Linked DNA regions of Homo sapiens: region 1 is linked to region 2. The links are chromatin loops, found by intact Hi-C in ENCODE. Cell type or tissue: HepG2. All regions are shown on one strand.

The links. Hi-C counts contacts between places; a loop is a spot of excess contacts. Peaks named below come from ENCODE experiments on the same cell type or tissue, not always from the same donor. Only the 100,000 strongest peaks of a DNase experiment are listed, where the experiment ranks them.
Region 1: it touches region 2 in a loop (6-fold over the local background); 7 of 110 quality-filtered maps call a loop at or near these places.

The regions. Positions count from the first base shown.
Region 1 is chr4:176,031,277-176,039,276 of GRCh38, forward strand. No RefSeq gene overlaps it. Among named protein-coding and RNA genes, the nearest start is that of WDR17, 31 kb to the right of the region's middle. In HepG2, a CTCF peak has its summit at 3,422 (motif pointing right); no DNase peak of the experiment used is centred here.
Region 2 is chr4:177,044,117-177,052,116 of GRCh38, forward strand. No RefSeq gene overlaps it. Among named protein-coding and RNA genes, the nearest start is that of LINC02509, 170 kb to the left of the region's middle. In HepG2, CTCF peaks have their summits at 3,420 (motif pointing left) and 7,535 (motif pointing right); a DNase peak (open chromatin) is centred at 3,415.

The sequences.
Region 1 (8,000 bases), 1.0 Mb before region 2:
GTGAGGCACATACAGAATGGATTCATTTTTAATTAAAGCTCTGACATCATGAATTATACCAATCATATGTGATATTTTAATGTAACAGGACCACTTGTATGCAACAACAACAACAAAAACAAGGCTGGGCACAGTGACTCATGCCTGTAACCCCAGCACTTTGGGAGGCCAAGCCGGGGGGATTACTTGAGCCCAGGATATTGACACCAGCCTGGGCAACATAGGATAACCCCGTAACTACAAAATGAAAATAAAAATAAAAAGTTAGCTGGGCTTGGTGGTGCACATCTATGGTCCCAGCTACTTGGGGAGGCTGAGGTGGGAGGATCGCTTGGGCTTAAGAGGTCGAGGCTGCAGTGAGCATTGCTTGCACCACTGCACTGCGGTCTGGGCAACAGAGCAAGAACCTGTCTCACAAAAACAAACAAACAAACAAAAACGGCAATAAAAAAAACAAACCGCCGTTAACACATACTAAGTGCTTACCATGGGATGTATGACTTTACAATGGATTAAGTTCTCATCTATTTATGAAGTGTAATTATGAAGCAAGAGGTAGCTTGGTCACATTAACATTGCTAATAAGTCCTTAAGCAACTTCTACTACAGAAGTGCTTCTCTAATTTGTCCAAACCAACACAGCACTTGGTATTCTGAGTAGTTTCTAATCTTCCTGCCGCTCACCTTATATCCTTTTTTCCTGTTTTTGTCATCCAGTCAACCTGAAGATTAATGCAGCTTCTGTAGCCCTGATCTCCTGATTCCCTGTTCAACCCAATTTATATGCAGCCTGAGGCTACTCTGGAGAGATACTTTAACACCTCCTCCCTCGTGCCTGGGGCCTTATACAATCATCACAACCAGCATTGCTGCTCGCTTGCCCAGGCCTGTGAATGACACATGTTATTACTACTCTATTTCTACTTCATGAAATTAGGTAACTGGGTCATTTACTTGTGAAAGGACTGCCTGTAGTGTGATTTCTTTTAACTAAAACTTTCTTTGCGAGGACTCAAGTATTGTATTTGGCTGCTCTTTGTCTTTCAGAGATTGGATATTATGGGTATTATGTTAATTTAAAAAGGACATTCATTCATTTAATAAATATGTCTTGTGCATCAATAAGTACATAGTAGAAATCCAGTCCTAAATGCTGTGGATATAACAGTAAACAATATAAACAAAGTCCCTGCCTTTATATTCTAGTAGGAATAGTGAGAAATAGACAGATGAGATAGGTAGATAGATAGAAGATAGATAAATGAAAGAGAAATAGGAGAGAAATGGATGATGATAGAAAACAGATTAGATGGATGGATAGAGAGATACTAGATTGGATGGATGGATGGATGGATGGATGGATGGATGCATGGATGGATGGATGGATGAATAGATAGATGATAGATAGATGGATAGATAGATAGATAATAGAAAAGAAAGGAAGAAAAAGAAAATAGATTAGGTGGATGGATAGATACAGATTAGATTAGATAGAAGGATAGTTAGCTAATAGATTAGATGGATGGGTGGGTGGATAGATAGATACAAAGATAATAGATTACATGAATGGATAGATAATAGATTAGATATATTGACAGATGAATAATATAGATTGGATAGATGGACAGTTAGGTAACAGATTAGATGGATGGATAGATGGGTGGGTGGATAGACACATAGATAATAGATGAGATGGATAGATAAATAACAGATTAGATGAATGGGTGGAGGAATGGATAGTTAGATGATAGATAGATAGATAGATAGATAGATAGATAGATAGATAGATAGATATGATATGATAGGAAGATAGATAAACAGATATATATCAAGTATTGTTGACTGCTGCAAAAGAGAACTAAAACAGGATAAGAATAATAGAAAGTAGCAGGGAAAGAGTTGCTATTCCATATAGTGTGGTCAGGAACATCTCCTTGATAAGACAACATTTCATCAGAGACCTGAAGGAAGCAAAAGAAAAACACATGAGCTTCCACACAGCAAAAATACTATCATCAGAGTAAACAGGCAACCTACAGAATGGGAGAAAATTTTTGCAATCTATCCATCTGACAAAGGGCTAATATCCAGAATCTACAAGTAACTTAAACAAATTTACAAGAAAAAAAAAACCATTAAAAAGTGGGTGAAGGATATGAACAGACACTTCTCAAAAGAAGACATTTATGCAGCCAACAAACATATAAAAAAAAAGTTCATCATCACTGGTCATTAGGGAAATGCAAATCAAAACCACAATGAGATACCATCTCACGCCAGTTAGAATGGCAATTATTAAAAAGTCAGGAAACAACAGATGCTAGCGAGGCTGTAGAGAAATAGGAACACTTTCACACTGTTGGTGGGAGTGGGAGTGTAAATTGGTTAAACCATTGTGGAAGACAGTGTGGCGATTCCTCAAAGATTTAGAACCAGAAATACCATTTGACCCAGCAAACCCATTTCTGAGTATATACCCAAAGGATTATAAATCATTCTACTATAAAGACACATGTACATGTATGTTTATTGCAACACTATTTACAGCAGCAAAGACTTGGACCAGCCTAAATGCTCATCAGTGATAGACTGGATAAAGAAAATGTGGTACATGTACACCATGGAATACTATGCAGCCATAAAAAAGAATGAGATCATGTCCTTTGCAGAAACATGGGTGAAGCTAGAAGCCATCCTTCTCAGCAAACTAACACAAGAACAGAAAACCAACACTGCACGTTCTCACTCATAAGTGGGAGTTGAACAATGAGAACACATAGACACAGGGAGGGGAACATCACACACGGGGGCCTGTCGTGGGTTGCGGGGGTAAGGGAAGGGAGAGCATTAGGACAAATATCTAATGCATGCATGTATGTGGGGCTTAAAACCTAGATGATGGGTTGATAGGTGCAGCAAACCACCACGGCACATGTATACCTTGGTAACAAACCCGCACGTTCTGCACATGTATCCCAGAACTTAAAGTAAAATTTAAAAAATGAAAAAGAAAAGAAAAACACACATAGAAATCTGGGAGAAAGGTAAGTTAGGGGCAAGGGCACACCAAATAAGACCAGTGCTTAGAGACTAAATTTTAAATTACCTATCTTGTTATGGATTTCATGTAAAGAAGATATTCTCTAGTAATAACTAAGAAAATGTGGGTGCCTATAGCAGCAGTGGATAACATTTTTCCCACGATATGAATACCCGGTAGGCCCCACAGCATGAGAAGATACATCTACAGCGTTGCAGAGAGCCTCCTCCACATGTTTAATGCCAAAGAGAAACTTTAAGTGAAGCATATTTCATTTCTTATAGAAAATGAAGATTTAAAACCCTAAAGAAAATTCTGATTCACTTGAAGAATCTGCTCTCAAATAATTGTAGTTGAAATCACATTCCCACCAGAGGTCAGCCTAACCACAGGAATGAATTGTTAATTGGCAAAGCAAACTGGTGTTGATTTTTTACAAAATATAATGCTAATGAAATTGTGGCTTAAATCTCTTTATTTCTTTATGTTGTTTTGTAGTAACTAGCTACTTGGGTGACAAACCATCATGGTTTGAGCAGATCCTTTAAGTGAATCCAATTTTTCTTCAGGTAAATTTTCCTTTTCTATTTGTAATGAAATATGCTTCACTTAAAGTTTCTCCTTTGGCATTAAACATGTGGAGGAGGCTCTCTGTAACTATGTTGTAAATGTACCTTACCACGCTGTGAGGCCATGTTATGTGCTCACATAGTGGAGAAAATTTTACCCACTGTTGCTATTGGCACCCACATTTTCTTAGTGGGGCTGAGGGATTTCCAAGGAGCAGGGAGGTGGGCCTTTCAGTACTGGAACCAGGAAAGTCCTGAGCTAATCAGGAGCAGCTGTTGACTCTATTGGAGTGACTTAAGCGTTTGCGTTTAGTCAGATTTTTGTTTTTTAATTTAGACAACCGGGCAACACAGAGTTCCGATTCAGAAGGTATAGGAAACTGAATTTTTAACAAGCTCCTTGACAATTTGGGTACAAATAGCCCTTGTTTCAAAAACACTGGTTACAAGATTTCCTATTTAAATTATCTGAAAGGGGGGATATGTTATATTAGCCTAAGAAGAGAAACACACATATTAAATACTAACTAAACAGAACAATATATTACTATAACCTTATTTTATCTTTTCCCAAAAAAATTGCTTTTACTTCATAATGAAGAAATTATTTATCCCCTATTAAACTGAGTTATTTATAAAAATACATATTTTATCCACCCTTTAGAAATAAAACTCAGTTATATAAAGTGTATATTAAATTATAATCATAATAATGATTATTGATTGCCTACCATACACTAGCTGTGTCCTAGCACATTTATATCCTTTCCTAATTTAATCCTTAAAATAACTCCGTAAAATAGGTACCATTTTTCACACTTCACAAATTAGGATACTGTAGCTCAAAGAAGTTAAGTAAATTTCTTGCACCACAAGCCTAGAAAGTGACAACCTGGAGCCCAAACATATGTCTATGGCTTAAAATTCATTTTCTTTTTTCTGAAACAACCATGGCAACTCCAGACTTTACCCTTTTTACATTTTTCAGTGTGTCTCTCCCCAGGCATTTGTGGAGAAGTTACAGAGGCCATCCTCGTTACTTACAAAGTGAATCCTTGATATATTTTTCCCAGCAGAAATAACCAGATACAGATTCTCTACCTCTGAGCAAAAGCTTCAAGCCAAACTCTCAAACTCGCTCATTTATTGTTCTCCATTGACTTAAGTCCAAGTGCTGTCACCTTTGAGATTTCAGATTTGAGTTATAAATTATCTCATTATTAGGCCTACAGAGAAAAAATTGGGTTTAAGACTGTGCTGAGTCAGATCTAAGTTAGTTTGGGGTGATAATGTGGACTATTATCCAGTTAGGATTGGCCCATGGATTGAAGGACTGCAGTCTCACCAAGAAGTGGGTCTAAACTAGGAAGGAAGTGCCAGTGGACTCCTCCTTGGAGTCTGTCTCTCATAGTTGACTACTCCATCCAAAATATCTCTTTCATTTTTCAGGTCACAATTCTCCTTGCATCCCACTTTATATTATACTTAGCTGTAATACTCTCCAATTCTGATTTTAATCTACTTTCTATTTTCACTAGGTTGAGGCTCTACTCCACTCACTCTTGGACTAGAAAATTTACGTTAGTCCTGTCCAGTCACATTATGGCTCAGAGAGTCACCATATTTTACATTGTACATGAGTTTATTTCTCTATGAAATGGAAATCTGGAAACATAATATTTTATCTGTTTTAACCATGCAACTAACCTCTGTATTTACACTGAGAGTTCTTCAAACTCTCAGAGGAGAGCTAAGGACATAATACTCTGCATTCCCCACCACCACTGGACTTTCATTTGTAAGTCACAGGCACCTGGGAAGTGTAGGCCTGTTGTCTGTGTTTCCTCCTCTTGCAGGGGTATGGGTTTTTTTTGTAATTCTCTCTGTGGTTTTTCTTCCCACAAGCCCAGCTAGAGAGTGAGACAGAGCCTCTTCTGCCCCTCACTTTCTATGAAAATCAGCACACTAAGCTTTTGGTATTAAGGGATTTACTGCCAGTTGATTCTGTTCACAGAGCACCTAGTGTTTGAGACCTTTGATTTGAAGTGGGCACGGATTTGTTGGATGCTTTTGGGAGCAGGCTGAAGAGTTGGGTTGAGACTGGTGATAGGACAAGTCTACACAGTAGACTAGTGGTGTGTAAAGTGAGACCCACGAATGGCTGGGTTTCCAGAGATCATTTACATAACATCACATTTTTTCACATAAAAATACTAAGGCATCATTTGCCTGTGTTTTTCTCTTATTCTTTCACTATAGTTTTCTAGAGGGCTCATGTGCGTGATATCACCACAGATTGAATGCAGAGCAGATAAGAGACTTCAGCAGTGATTTTCTATTAAACCATTCATTAGAGAGATTTCAAAAATGTTAAATAACATTGCTCTTCTCACTAATTTTTTTTATTTTGGCAAATACAGGTATTTTTCCTAGAAAACGTGTTATTTATGTTAACTTGCAATGAGTTAATTAGTGTTGTTTTTATAGAGATTTAGTAAAATTTTTAAATTATTAGTTTTAATTTCTAATGCCATAAATTTCAATATTACCCAAATAAACCCAAGCTCTTTGGGGTCCTCAATAATTTTTTAAATTGTAAATCATACCTTTTAATTATATCTGCTTTTTCATCTAATTGTTTGTTATAATATAATTCTCTTAATAATTGAATTATGTTTGCTTACATGTCTTCCCCCTCGATGGACCATAAATTTCCTGAAGAAATAGTCCATGTTGTTTCATCCATGTGTTTACTTCCCTAACAGAATCTCTATTACAATGCCTGAGGCACAGTTAACACCCAATAATAATTATTGAGTGAACAAATAAATGGGCAAATATCCCCCGCCTTAACTTCTTGCTCGAATGCTAAGCCATCTTCTATCAAGTGGATATTCTCCCTCTGAAGTTATCTGTGACTCAACATGTCCCCATCTTCTGCTCTATTCTCCAGCTTCCATAACGTGATTTAGTAACATCATCATGAATCAATCAATATCTCTGTCTCTCTATCATTCTGTCCTGCTCTTCTCTCCCCATGTTCTCACTCCCACATGCAGACACACACATGTGTACACATGTCACACACATACATACAGATGCACTTATTCCTGGAACACTCTTATTTTCAGTTCAAGTCCCAGCCCAAAGTCACTTATCCATTACAACAGCATTATAATTGTACCAACATCCATTTTTATTAAATTGGTGCAAAAGTAATTGTGGTTTTTGCCATTATCTTTAATGGCAAAATTAATTAAAGATAATGGCAAAAACCACAATTACTTTTGCACCAACCTAATATATTATTGCTCCTGTTGAATTGTGAATCATTTAATTGTAGAGTTCTTATTTTACTCTATTTTTAAATTTTTTCTTTAGCTTTTAAGTTCAGGGGTGCATGTGCAGGTTTGTTATATAGGTAAACGTGTGTCATGGAGGTTTGTTGTACAGATTATTTTATTACCCACGTATTAAGGCTAATACCCCCTTGGTTATTTTTCCTGATTCTCTCCCTCTTCCCTCCCTCCACCTTCCAGAATGTTCCAGTGTCTGTTGTTCTCCTCTATGTGTTCATGTGTTCTTATCATTTAGCTCCCACTTATAAGTGAGAACATGTGGTAATTGGTTTTCTGTTCCTGCATTAGTTTGCTAAGGATAATGGCCTCCAGCTCCATCTATGTTCCTGCAAAGGACATGATATCATTCCTTTTTTCTGGCTGCATAGTATTCCATGGTGTATATGTAATACATTTTATTAATCCAGTCTATCATTGATGGGCATTTAGGTTGAGTCTGTGTCTTTGCTATTGGGAATAGTGCTGCAATGAACATAGGCATTCATGTACCTTTATGGTTGAACAATTTATATTCTTTTGGGTATATTCCCAGTAAGGGAATTGCTGGGTTGAATGGTAGTTCTGTTTTAGGTGTTTGAGGAATTGCTGTACTGTCTTCCACAGTGGGCAAACTAATTTACACTTCCGCCAACAGTGTATATTCATTCCTTTTTCTCCACAACCTCGCCAGCACCTGTTATTTTTTGACGTTTTAGTAATAGCCATTCTGACTCGTGTGAGATAGTATCTCATTGTGGTTTTAATTTGCATTTCTCTAATATTCAGTGTTATTTAGCTTTTCTTCATATGACTGTTGGCCACATGTATGTCTCTTTTTGAAAAGCGTCTGTTCATGTCCTTTGGCCACTTTTTAATGAGGTTGTTAATTTTTTTCTTGTAAATTTGTTTAAGTTTCCTATATTAATAGATGCTGGACCTTTGTCAAATGCATAGTTTGCAAAAATTTTCTCCCATTCTGTAGGTTGTCTGTTTACCCTGTTGATAGTTGTTTTGTTTGTTTGTTGTGTTTTGTTGCTGGGGAGAAGCTCTTTA
Region 2 (8,000 bases):
AGAGACAGTATTACAGACATTAATCCAGGGTAACATCTGTAGAGGCCTGCACAAGACTCCCTGGGAGATGAAGCCCAGCGGATGTTGCATGTCAGGGTCTACGGAAGAACCTTATGCACCTTGTGAGCCCCCTGAGCAGTCAGCATACGGGTCGTTATACGTTTTTTTCAGCATCCCTACCTTGGATCAACTCACACAGGAAAAGATGTCACTAGATTACAGCAGAGTCATGCTTTCCTCTTTCTTATGAGGTGCTCAGCTGAAACACGGACTTGGGGCAGTCAATTTCCCCTGTCCTTTCTTTCTCACTAAAAGAACCACGATTTGCTCAGGGAGTCTAATATGTTCAAAAAGCTGCTTCCTGCCCATTTCCCTGCAATCTCTGTGGCCTGTGAGAGGTGAAGTCTACAGAGTGAAACTGCAAAGAGTAAGAAGAGGCAGATTCCACTCCACATGCTTGTTTCCTTTGCTCTCAGCTCTTCTTCCTGTCTGGAATGCAGACGTGTTGCCTGGAGACACAGCAGCCACCTTAAGGACCATAGAAACAAAAAGCCAAATGCCAAGGATGGTGCAAAAAGAAGAAAAGGGAAACTGAGTCCCTGAGACCTTAATGCAACTACTGATTTGTGTCAGTAAAATAAACCTTTGTTTACATCCTGGCAATTGGCTCCTTTAACATTCAGCTGAAAGCAGTCATAAGTAAACCAGCAGTTTTCCTTGTCACTTGACAGAGCCCTCTGGTATTCTTTTTTATTTTCCTTTTTTGTTGAAATAGTAAAATGAGTATTCTTTATAGGAACAAATAAATATCCATCTTGATCTTCCAAGCTGGCTTTCCTAGGCAGAGCTTTGTGAGGGAAATTTTCACGGTGATATCCTCAGTCTTCTGTGAAGGTGGGATAATATATCTCCAAAAGAATTTGTAGTAATGTTTGGCTCTCTCTCTCTGTCCACTTACAGTTTTCCAGCCATGAAGACAGAATCAAAGTAATTTGATTTATTCAGGGAAATAGACTCTCTCATTTCCATAGAATAATAGTGAAGAAAATAAAAGAAGATAAGACTTAACTCATCAATTAACTTTGACATTGTTCACTTGCCTGAACACGCCGTCTGTGTCAGGGAACTTATCTTATCCTTGTTGTGTTATAAACCTTTCGTGAAGCCTTTGGCTCCTCACCTACCTCATCCCAGCACAAAACAGTATGTTCTTCGCTCACTCATTTATTTACTCTTTCAATAAACACTAAGTGCCTATACTAATTGCTAGCATTGTACTGCTCGTTAGATATTAAAGACAAACAAAATTCCATCCTTGACTTCAAAGAAGGTGCAGCATGCCAGGACGGGGGACATTTAACGACCAACAGCAAATGTCTTGGTGCTGTGAGTCGGGCCTCCACAGTGCAGTGGGGCAGCGTGGAGAAGTGGGTAGTTCTACTCTGAGATTAACAAAGTGTCCATAAAAGATGGAGTGCTTGAGCAAATATTGAGTAGATGCTGATACTCAACAAGGGAACAAGGGAAGTATCCATGCCAGGCACAGAAAGCAGTATCATCAAAGGCACATGGTAGAAAATGGAATATGGTACATGAGCTTGCAAAAAATTATGCAAAGAGAAGGTCAGAAGCTGAGGCATAGATAGACATGAGGAACTATGGCCATATAGAAAAGGGTGATATAGGCCAGGCACGGTGGCTCAGGCCTGTAATCCCAGCACTTTAAGAGGCCAAGACAGGCGGATCATCCGAGGTCAGGAGTTCAAGATCAGCCTGACCAACATGGAGAAACCCTGTCTCTACTAAAAATACAAAAAATTAGGCAGGCATGGTGGTGCACGCCTGTAATTCCAGCTACTCGGGAGGCTGAGGCAGGAGAATCGCTTGAACTCGGGAGGCGGAGGTTGCGGTGAACCGAGATCGTGCCACTGCGCTCCAGCCTGGGCAACAAGAGTGAAACTCTGCCTAAAAAAAAGAAAAGAAAAGAAAAGGGCGATATAATCAAATATGAATCTGGGTTTTAGAAAGATCATTCTAGAGGCATTAAGATATCTCACCAGACTCAGAGAAATGATTGATTTTTGCCCTCCACATTTAAGATGAGATTCTTAATGTCCTAGGGTAGTAGTTATGCCTCTGAGATGACAATGAAGAACAAATGTTTAAAATACAAAGAACACAAATAAGGAAGCCTTGGTGATTGGAGATGGGAAATAAGAAAAAGGCCATTCCAAAGATTATCTAAATTTCCTTTTTGGGTGACTAGGCAAATCAGGATTCCATTTTCTGACACAGGAAATAGATTAAAAAGAAGAAGGTTTGAGGAAGAAAGATTTTCAATCTGGCTTTAGACTGAGCATCAGTGTGGTCTAGCAGAAATGTACATTTTGGAAGAAGACAGAGTTGAGTTCAAACCCCAGGTGTGCTGTGTATTAGATCTGTGGCCTTGGTTCTCTCCTTTATGTCCCTGAGCCATGATTCCATCTGTAAAATATGGATCACAATTTCTTCCTTGCAGAATTGTTCTGTCTTACAATATGTACAAGATGCTTATTGGTGTCTCGTGAAATGGTGACTGCTACCATTCCAAACCTGGCAGGGGTACCTGTGTGAAATCCAGGTGAGATTCTCCACTGGCTGCTGCAGAGCTGAGATTCATTGGACCTCGATGCATACATGCTCCTTTATTGAAGATGTCCAAAAATGTTGGTCACATTTCAGTTAATCTGATGATGAGAGGGATGCAGTGAACCACAGAAAAGGATGAATATCTTCAATAAGGATGAGAAGAAAGGAAATATCTTTCTATCAATTGCTTTTTGCCAGGAAAATTTACACAAATATGTCATTTCAATCCTTTCAAACCCAGGGAAGTATATGATTTTATCTCAAATTTAACTAATAAGGAAACTGAAATTCAGGAATATTAAGTGGCTTTCCCAAGGCCACACAGCCAGTAAGTCCCTATTAGGAATTGGGCCTTGATAGGCAGCAAAGCCAAGGTGATGTCACTACACGAGAGTTTGTGTGTTTCTTCCATGCTGTAGTCTTCCTTTCCCCAGGTAGATAGAGAAAGGGTCAAATCGCACAATGCTTTGGTTGTGCGCAGGACCATAATGGCCCCGGGTGTACAGGCTGGCGACTTACTGATACAAGCCTGGGGACGGAGCTCACGGAAAGCTCAGCACTGAGTCACAGACATGACTTAGAAGTGCCAAACTTCATTTTAGAAGACCTGGGAGGGTCATATTTTTTTCTTGGAAAATAAATAAAGTAAGATTTAACAACACACTGTGTTTCCTTTATAAAATAACAAATGCCCTGCAAGAAATATGTATTATCTCTATCACTCGGGGGAATTCAACGTAGAATTTGTCCCTGAGCTTTAGCAAGGGCTGTGAGAGGGATGCACACTGCCCTCTGCTGGGGGGTGTGTATAAGCACACGGTGTACAGTGCAGTCTTCATCAAAGGAGCTGTATTTTGTATGTTACTTAGAAAAGTAACAAAGGGTGACAATGTGTATGAGCGACACAGTGTTTACAGATGCATCCCTGATGCATAGTGCATCCCCCTCACAGCTCATCTTAAAGCTCCAGGACAAATATATATACTGTGTGTGTGTGTGTGTATATATATATATATATATTTCCATATTTTCTCCTTATAATATCACAGATTGGCAAATGACAGCAATCTTTAGCTTTTGTTTAAAGATACAGAAAATCAAGATGGTCAATGAGACCTCCAAGGACATACAAATATTCACTCATCAGAGCAAGATGTAACTCACTTTAGCATTCTCTATAAAAGAGCAATTCATGATTATTAGAATGCACATGAATCACTTGGGAATTTGTTTAAAAAAAAAATGGGCCTCATTCCCAATGACTCTGACCTAGTTACTTGAGTGAAGCCCACGAATTTGCATTTTTAACAAATGGCCACATATTCTGAGGCAGGTCATTCACAGACCTTGTTCTGAATAAACACTGATCTACAATCCTCTTTATCTCCCAAAGTTTTTTATTAAAAGTTGACTTGCAGAAAACTTCAGATTTTAATTTTTCTTTCCATCTGTGTAACCCTAAACAATATTATTTACCCTCTTGTGTCCATCTCTTCATCTGTAAACACTATGTGTTGCTCATACAAATTCTTACCCTTTGTTACTTCTCTAAGTTTGTGAACAGAAATATGTAGCACTTATATATGGGTGCTCAGTTGATAATTCATTTCTCAAAGGCATTACTATTTTAAATTATAATAAAAAATAGGCAAACTGCCGGTCAGGTCCTATTTTCCACAGGACACATACAGGAAAATAAGTCTTAGAGACTTAGTAACAGCTGGTAAGGGCAAAACCTTGCTTAAACTTGGACTTTCTAACTCAAATCCAATTCTCACTTTGCTGCAGACTCTGTCATCGGAAGCTTTTCTCAAAATTCTTACCCATATGTTTTTAACTAAGAAATAAAGGCATACTGAGTTCTCTTAGTGCCCTAGGAAATGTTGGTCAAACTCAAGGGAAAACTCTGGAATATTTTCTCTGTTCTTCCTAGTAAACTACCTGACGTCTACTGGGTGCCCTATAGACATTGTCAGATTTATTGTGAGGCCATCTTGGGACTCACACTTTGACCAAAGTAAAACTGTTGCTCTAATTCTAATCAATCTCTCCCCAATATATAACTTGAGTGGGGATTCTCATGAGAGGATACATGTAAGAGTTTTCCTGGCTAGAAACATATTTGTTTTTAGTTTGATATAGAATCCCAGAGATTACATTTGACCAAAACATTTCCATGACCTTTTCCCTGCATCATAAATCACAAAAATGTAAAGATTATCCCTATATGATTTAATGCTATGATAAATTAAGTTTTAAAGTATTTTTATGGATAGAGAAGTATTTGCTAACAATTCTGTTCTATACTTTTTCTGTTGAGAAAACACACTTCCTAGCCCTTTTAACTTCTACATCTCTGAAAACCTCAGGAAGAAAGTGTGTTAGGGGATATGAATATAAGAGAACTGTGGCTGAATTTTAAGAATTTCATGATCTCAAGCTCCTTCTTGCACAATTGAAATAGAAAATAAAGGATGGCTTTAACAGGGAAGGTATATTTAGCTGTGATTTAAAAAACAAACGAATTAGATAAATTAGCAGTAGTTTGCCTGTTTGAAAAAGCAAGAATCTTTCCCAGGTTATTACTTTGGTTGTTACTTTTTCTCTTCAATAAGAGAGTAGACCAAATAAAAGTTTAATCTAAAAGTTACCAGTTCAGTCTAAACAAGGAGAGCAAGAAACTACATTCAAGCACAAACTTAACATTAGATAATTACATTTCTTAAATCAAACTTTTGGCCAAAATGGAACTGTAGGCAAGCTTCTATTCCAAAAACCATCCAAAACAATTCAAAATGCTCTAAGAATGTAACAAGACACAGCAACAAGACAAATGATAGAAAGCATTTAAAAAAAAAAAAAAGTCCTCAAATTATAGTGTAAAATTCAGAATAAAAGAGTTGCCTCACTTAGAAAGCTTTTTTTAAAAACTCATATAAACACACACACACACAGATACACAATCCATATCATCTACAGGACTGATGAATGGATAAATCTATTTAAAGATAAGCTACACACATATCTGACATAAATTGTACCATACTTTTCATTTCACTCAATAAATTTCTAATGAAAGAAGAAACAGTCTGTGCTAAAATACAATCTATATTTTAATAATAACTGATCCAGGAGCACCTTTATATACTCTAATCTCAAGTGAAATAATCTCTAACATAATAGAAACTTGATTTCTACTTAAGTAATGTTGAGTTTCTTTTAAAAAATATTTTTTTCTCTCTTAGGAGATTCTTTTGTCAACATTACACATATTTAGAGAGTGTTCTGTTCACCAATTAAAAAAAAAAAACTTCCAAAATAAATCCCTTCTTAGCCTTTTTCTTCAATGGCAGGGATCCAATATCTGCGGTAATTTTGCTCCTTATTATTATTTTTTGCCCAAACCCATCCATTTCCATCCTTCCTTAATCTCTTCTGTGCCCAAGGTGACACATGGCACCCTGTAGACCCTGTGACCTCTCTAAACCCCATGAAATCCGGCCTCATTCCTGCTGGTTCCAGCTGGTACACACAATTGGAGGCATCAGTACAGGACTCTGGAGCTCCGGAATGGAGAAATGTCAGCATATTTTCCCTGCTCCCTTCCTTCTTTGTTCCATTCCCTCCCTGTCTCTGGCCCCATTACTTGCTTCCAGTTTTCATTAGGCCCTGAGAAAATTAATTCCTCCATTTCTCCCTTTTGCCTTGGAGTCATAGAGGCTTCCACTGTTTCTTGCTTCTAAGATAGACCTTTCTCTGCAAGATAAGGAAGCAAGCAATTTGGGAAGTCCATCTGGTGCCAAGTACATCTATTCCAACTCTGCATTTAGAAACTGGGAAAATATTCACATGGTGTTTCCAGGGACTCACAATGCCTCAGTGAGATGGCTCTGGGTGCCAACCGCACTTCCCCCCAGACCTCCACAGTCACCTGTCCCTTTATCCCCTCACCACCAATGGGCCATGGTGATATGTTGAGCCAGCAGAAATTAATGTAAACGCAAAGCCAGCATTGAGAAACTTTTGGAGGATCTGGGTATTTGCCATTCCCCAATTCAAAGTTATCCTGGTAAATACCTATTGTACCTCTAGTGAAGACATAGAAAAAAATTTAGAGCATATACTTGAGGTGCGTTATGGGACCCTGCCTCAGAGGAAGTGTCTCTTCCTCAATCAATGAACTCCAGATCCATGAACAGCCTGCATTCTAGGAACTGGGTGAAAGGCTGTGTATTACTACTATTGTGATCTTGGTATATTTCTGTCCACCATACTGGGATTTTCCCCCAACTATTTAGATCAAGCAATATCTTCTAGGCTGTCAACTGAGTATTATCAGATTCACCAAATCATAAGGCTGAACACAAGTGTAATATTCCGTTACTAAGTGGGGCTGATGTGTCTGAGACAGGTCCCAAGCAAGTTCAGAATATGCATGTAAACTGCATGTGTCTAGACCCACCCTTGCTGTTTTGTGGTCTTTCTTCAACTCAAATCTGTGGCTTAGTAGGAAATTCTTTATAACCAGTATGACTAGATATCTGAAGAGAAAAAAAATGAAGATATAGTGGGTTTTTTCAAGATTTTTATGCTAAAATTTGGATAGAATATAGTATAGTTTCATTTCAAAGTGACCTTGATAGATGGCTGTAAAATAAAATGTTCCTGATAGCAACAATTGTGAGCATATAGCTGGTTGTCCACATTGGTTTGTAGAAAAACATAATTTGAGGTATAGATTTTCACTGCAAAATGAATACAGGGTAATAATTTGACCAGTTGAAAAGAATAAGATTGGTAAGGTTGAGAAGAATAAAGTGGTCTTTGGAAGGAGTATTGGGCTGCATCTCTTGGGATGAGCACAGTGTATAGATAGTTGTGTGTTCAAGAAATGCCCAGTAGGGGGCATCCACTGCCGAGCATGCTCTCAATAAGCAGGTGAACAAGAGACTTTGTGCCAACAGCAGAAAGTGGCTCAGAGCCTCGAGCGTGGCACAATTCCTTCAGGTGTTCAGGAGCAATTGGTTGCTATCCAGCCATCTGGTGGAAGTTGATGACTTTGGCTTCCTTAGATTAGGGAGGACCAATAGTTTGCCCTTCTGGGAATAAAAACATGGCACCGAAACAGATTTGCTTTCGTTGTCTGCATAGCTTCTGCTAGCATCATGATCCGTTTAAGAGAATGCCTTATTCTCCATTTACTATTCCTCATAAGATTATTCTGATTCAGAATTTCACAAAAATATTTGCTTCCCATACCCACAACCTTGCACTTGAAAGACTTAGGGGCGCTAGTCCTAAGAGAGAAAACTTTCAAAAAAGGGAATGAAGCCTTAGTCCCATTAATGTAGAAGCTGAGACTTCTTCCTGGT